2 separate regions of the Homo sapiens genome follow, and region 1 is linked to region 2. A link is a loop called in an ENCODE intact Hi-C map of the cell type or tissue named here. Cell type or tissue: Caco-2. All regions are shown on one strand. Links, peaks and the distances in the headings refer to the core of each region. The heading gives the core; the rest is flanking DNA. Region 1 has its middle 180 kb from the start of LINC01228. Region 2 has its middle 71 kb from the start of LINC01228.

The links. A loop is a pair of places that touch in the nucleus more often than their neighbours do. Peaks named below come from ENCODE experiments on the same cell type or tissue, not always from the same donor. Only the 100,000 strongest peaks of a DNase experiment are listed, where the experiment ranks them.
Region 1: a loop joins it to region 2, with 10 times the contacts of the local background. A loop is called at or near these places in 1 of 110 quality-filtered maps.

Annotation. Positions count from the first base shown.
Region 1 is chr16:80,005,812-80,008,623 of GRCh38, forward strand. No RefSeq gene overlaps it. Among named protein-coding and RNA genes, the nearest start is that of LINC01228, 180 kb to the left of the region's middle. In Caco-2, for the core only: no CTCF peak of the experiment used is centred there; no DNase peak of the experiment used is centred there.
Region 2 is chr16:79,896,615-79,899,426 of GRCh38, forward strand. No RefSeq gene overlaps it. Among named protein-coding and RNA genes, the nearest start is that of LINC01228, 71 kb to the left of the region's middle. RefSeq lists an enhancer at 1,118-1,262 and a cis regulatory region at 1,183-1,196. In Caco-2, for the core only: no CTCF peak of the experiment used is centred there; a DNase peak (open chromatin) is centred at 1,147.

The DNA.
Region 1 (2,812 bases), core at 303-2,802, 110 kb after region 2:
GGAGTTCGAGACCAGCCTGGCCAACATGGTTAAACCTCGCCTCTACTAAAAATAGAAAAATTAGCCAGGTGTGGTGGTGGGTGCTTGTAATCACAGCTACTCAGGAGGCTGAGGCAGGAGAATCTCTTGAACCCGGGAGGCGGAGGATGAGGTGAGCTGAGATCGTGCCACTGCACTCCAGCCTGGGTGACACAGCGAGACTCCGTCTCAAAAAAAAAAAAAAAAAAAAAAAACTCAGGAACAAACAAAAAAGATCTGAATGTCTCCAAAATGCAGGCTGTTTTCTATTCTGTCCCAATGCCTCTCAAAAGAGAACATGCGTTTCTTATTATTTTGTCTCATCCAGTCTTCAAAACCTGGCTCAGAAATATTAATATATAATGTGGCCCTGAGCTGGACACACAACAGGACACGGCTCACAGAGATTGCCCACTGAAATTTAAGGCCAGAAAACTTCTGGCCCTGGCCATTGGACTTCCCTTCCCCACCAACGCCATCCAAGGGAAGACATCTGGATGCGTGCCACGACAGGGCCGGAGAAGCAGATCCTGCGAGACATGCTCAGGACCCTGGAGACAAGTAGCTTTAACTGAGTGCACTGTCAAGCTGACAGCTGGGAAAGAAACTTCTATGTCAAGAGAATTCCCCGAAGCACAGGCCACGTAAAACACATCAGGTGCAAAAGGGTTTTATTCTGGGTGGGCCAGTTTTGAAACTCAAAACTGATAAACATGTCTGGGAATTTGAAAGACTGACTCAGAAACCCCCGGGTCTTGGCTACACTGTTACGTGAGGGCCGTGGATCCCACAAGCAAGCGAGCTCTCATCTCTTTTGTACTTCCCTGTCTCGGCCCCTCTCCTCGTCCCCGCCCTAGGTGATAGCTGCCTCATCAAGTGTGAATCATGAAACCACATAAACAGCAAGAAGGCCATCCTCCCGCCCACTTCTGGGAACATAAACAATAATAATGTAAATACAACTTACTAAAGGCTTAAGCAAAGTGCTTAAAGGAAATCTATATTTTTTTATGTAAACTGTCTTCTGTTTACCACCGTGGAATAGTCCTTCTGCTTAACTTTGGAATCTGAGAGGAGATTGTCATGGAAGCAAAGGGTATAACCCAGGATCAGGAGATTTTAAAGGAAAGACTGTGAAAAAGCTCACTTTCAGATGCTCCTCCCCTGTTCTGCAATGCTGGCAAACAATAGTTCTTTGGGTGATACTTTGTTTGGTGATTGGGCATTCAAGTGAAATATCAGCATTTATTTTGCATAGCTCTGAAAGAGCCCTTTGGAGGTTAAAAAAAAAAAAAAAAAGTATGTGTGGGTTGTGTGTGTGTGTGTGTGTGTGACAGAGAGAGAGAGAAGAGAAGGTGTTAGAAAATAATTTTAAATTTGGATCGTGCTCAAATCGTGGAAAAATTTCCCACCATCCTTCTCTCTACCTTTGTCTCAGAGCTGAATATTGATCCTAGGTGGTGATCTACATGGATAGGAGATGTCAGGCAACTTGAAAATTCTTTATTGTTGCTAACCACAAATATTTGGGGTTTGTTTTATCTAGGTTATACTGAGAACCTGCCAGGGAAAAATTCAGACATACAAATCTTTGTGTAAACTACCTTAAGAGCCTTAAGCTGACAAAAGCCAGAGCAAAGTCTGAAATTCTGTCCTCAGAGTACCCATAATTTAGGCTCTGGCTCTTCGTATAGTGTAACAGGATTCCAGCAGAGCTTGGGTTTTCCACATATGCCATGCGAGGTTCGGGCCAGAAAAGACTTACTTTGTTCTGTGGCCTTCCCAGTGTGACGCAGACACTTTTCCAATTCTCTAAAATATCTGGGAACAGGAAGGGTGATGGGGTAGATGGCTTCCAACACTTCTGAGCAATGATGCAGGAGTCTACCCAGTTGGGGAGGGGGTGAAAAAAGTCTCAACATTACCTCCTTTCTCAACATTCTGGACCTCTGTTTGCTAATTTAGCCCGTGTCCATTCGCCTTCTGCTGCTAAAACTTAGGCCAATCCCACTTTTACTTTCGGAAATTTAAACCTCAAGTAGAACCAGCTCTAAAAGGCAATTGCAGCTGAATTGCATCCAGTGTTTTTGTGCTAAAGAGACTGCTTTTTAATTTTTGGCTATTACCCAAGTCTCGGTGGGCCTGACCCTTCCCTATAATCTGTGAGGTACCCAATACCTTTCAACACACCCCCTATTATATGCAAAGTTCATCAGAGTTCATTTCTGTTGCTTACATTCAAATAACCCTAACTAAATCCTCCTCTGCTTCCAGGTTTTGTACTAGCAGCTGAGGATTCAATGGTGAACAAAATCTTTCTTTTGATGCTGCAAAAAATACCAAACTTTAGCTATTCGGTTTTTAACAAATGTTTTATTTGAAGTTTCTACTATGTGTGTGTTGCTGGGATCCAACAGTAAATAAGTCAACACAACCTCTGTCCTTATATGTCTTATTGTCTACTGGGGATAAAAGACATTATACAAGCCATCATGATACAACATAAGAATATTATGAGAGAGTGCTGTGGTTTGAATGTGTCTCTCCAATTTCATATGTTGAAAACTTAATCCCCAATATGGCAGTATGGAAAGGTGAGGCCTTTAAGAGATGATTATTGGGTCATTAGGGCTTGGCCCTCATGACTAGACTGATTCATTCATGAATTAATAGGTTAATGGATTTATGGATTATCATGGGATTGGGACTGGTGGCTTTATAAGAAGAGCAACAGAGACCTGAGCTAGCACACTCAGTTCCTTCACCATGTGAAACCCTGCACCATCTCAGGACT
Region 2 (2,812 bases), core at 100-2,599:
CTTAGCTGGTGGCTGGTTTTGCTGTAGCAATAAAAACCTTAAGGCCTGGTGGCATGCCTCCCTTCAACCACCCCAGGATCTCAGTTCTGAGGTCTCTGAAGTCTCTAAAGTTTTCTTGCCTTTCCGTAACAGGCGCGAGAAGGCTTCTGCGGCTGGGTGTGGTGGCTCACACCTGTAATTCCAGCGAGGGTGGGAGGATCACTTGAGGCCAGGAGTTCAGGACCAGCCTGGGCAACATAAAGAGACCCTGTCTCTACAAAAAATTAAAAAATTAAAAAATTGTCCCAGTATGGTAACAAGCCCCTGTAGTCCCAGCTACTGGGAAAGCTCAGGTGGGAGGATCACTTGAGCCTAGGAGTTCAAGGCTGCAGTGAGCTAGGATTGTACCACTGTACTCCAGCCTGGGCAACAGAGCCTGCCTCTGAACAAAGGGTTTCTGCCACTCCATGCTTAACGACTGCATCCCAGGCAGGCAAAGGAGAAGGAACAGATGGGCTGAACCTGTCCCACTTCTTTGAGGAAAGTGAGTGTGTCCCTAACAGCACACACCCTCTCCCAACAGGGTTTCCCTTAAACTTCACCGACAATCCTGTGCCATTGTGACCCTAGCTGCAAAGGGTTCTGGGAGAGTGAGCATTTCCCAGGGCAGTGAGCACATTGCTGTTCTGGACAAAATCAGTCTGAGCAGAGAAAGGAGAGGATGAGTTTGAAGTAAGCAGCTGCCTATATCCATCCAACAGTTGAGCTCAGAGGCAGGCAGCATGAGGGTGGAAAGCTCTGCAGCCCACACGTTGCTCAGCTTGTTCACTCTAACTTTCCAGCTTCTTTATTTGCATAATTATAGAAATAACCCACCCATACCCCTTCTGGGGGCATCTGTGAGGGTTAAGTGATGTCACTTATAAAAGCCCTCCATACAGTGTCCAGCACACAGTGTGTGTTCTGCAAAGAGTAGCTATTGGAGTTAGTGCTGGGAGTGACAACCTTCCCCTTGATTCCACCAGCCCTGCTGGGCCCCTCAGTGCTTTGCTCTGCCATTTCCCAGAGCCCTGCTGGAAGACCAGGAAGAGTGCCTGAAGCCGCGGTTGTTATTTGAACGCAGGCCTTCCTGCAAGCTGGACTTTGTTCATCCCTGTGGACAGCATATCTGGAAAGCACAGACACTGTAACCACATCGTGGTTTGACCTTTAAGCTCTGGGAGCATAAATCCTTCTAGCGTCTTGTTTTTCACGGTCAGAGTCCATGCCACTGGCTCCCCACTCGTATGAGTGGGCTGAGGACCAATCTGCTCTCCCAGCACTAGGAAGGATAGACACTAATAACTCCCAATTGATATGTAACTTGCCCTAATATTGACCCTGGCCCTGATGACTCCCAATTGATATGTAACTTGCTCTAATATTGACCCTGGCCCTGTGGTTAGTGATTCTCATTGCAGGGTAAATGATTGGACCGTTTTGGCTTTTACCCCATTTGACATTTTCACAGCCTCTACCACCATCTTCAACAACAAAATAAGACAGCTTAATTAATTGTGTGACACAAGGATGAGCCATGCTGTTGCTCTTTAGTGGATACAGTGGCAAACTTCACAGTATTTCTTCTGAATCAACTAGAAGGTGTGACTGCCCTTTATCAAATATGACAAAAGTGGAAAGTCCCACTTTTTCCCATCAGAGATGTATCTACATTAAACCATCCGAGTGAATGATAATAATAATATTATTATTAATATAAATGGAACGCTCAAGACATGCCTGGTGTGCTAAGTATGTTAGATTAGCAACAACCATTTATTCTTAAACAGTTACAGAATTCCAAATATCTGCTACGCTCTGTATTAGCCACTGTGTAAGAGGTTAAAACAACATGGTTCCTGTACTGTGTGGGGAGGCAGCAGATGAATAGGTCTAGTGTCATTAGGGCTGTGAAGGGAGAATACTAATTACTGTTAATAGTAATAACATTATTGTTGTGAGGTCTTAGCTGAGGGACTCCTCCATGTCAGGTGCTTAGGATACATTACATTTTTAACCATCATCACCACTATGACCTCTTCATGCATTAATAGATACTCTTTATAATCCCATTTTTAAAATGTGGCACCTAAAGTAGAGAAGTTGAGTAGCCTAAGGTCATACAGCTGGTGAGAATCTGGTGGAATTGCAATCCCCTTCTGGCTGTCTACAGAGTTCATACTCTTCACACCACAGCTGGGCTGCTAAGGGCCAAATCCTAGCTCTGCCTTTTACCGGCTTTGCAACCTTGGGCAAGTTCCTTCAGCTCTCTAGACTCAGTTTCCTAATCTATAAAATGGGTTTATAATATTACTACAGAGTAGTGATAAAGAATACATGGGTTAGTGTACGCAAAATGCTGGAGACAATTAACATATGTGAATCCTGTGACCTGATACGCACCCAGCAAACCCAGCACCCTCCAGCTCCACCATGACAACACAGAGGATGCTCCTCTAGCCCAGCAGGAGAAGTCAGCTGCATTGAGGCTTGAAGGGTGAATAAGAATTATCTGGGTAGGAAAAGGAGAACAGCCTCACTGGCAGAGTTTTTATAAAGGCACCAAAGTCTGAAAGGCATGAAGAGTTTAGAGGGACCCGTTAACAGTTTAGAACAACTGGATGACAATTGCGTAGAAGGAAATGGATACTGCGGATACCACGGAGCTCAGCAAGCAAGTTTCACCTTCTAAAGGCAGTGGGTGAAGGTTAAAGAATATAAAGCAGGAAAATGACTCATCCCCCACCCCTCAAAGAACAAATGATTCTAAATCCAACTCTGGGACATTTTTGGT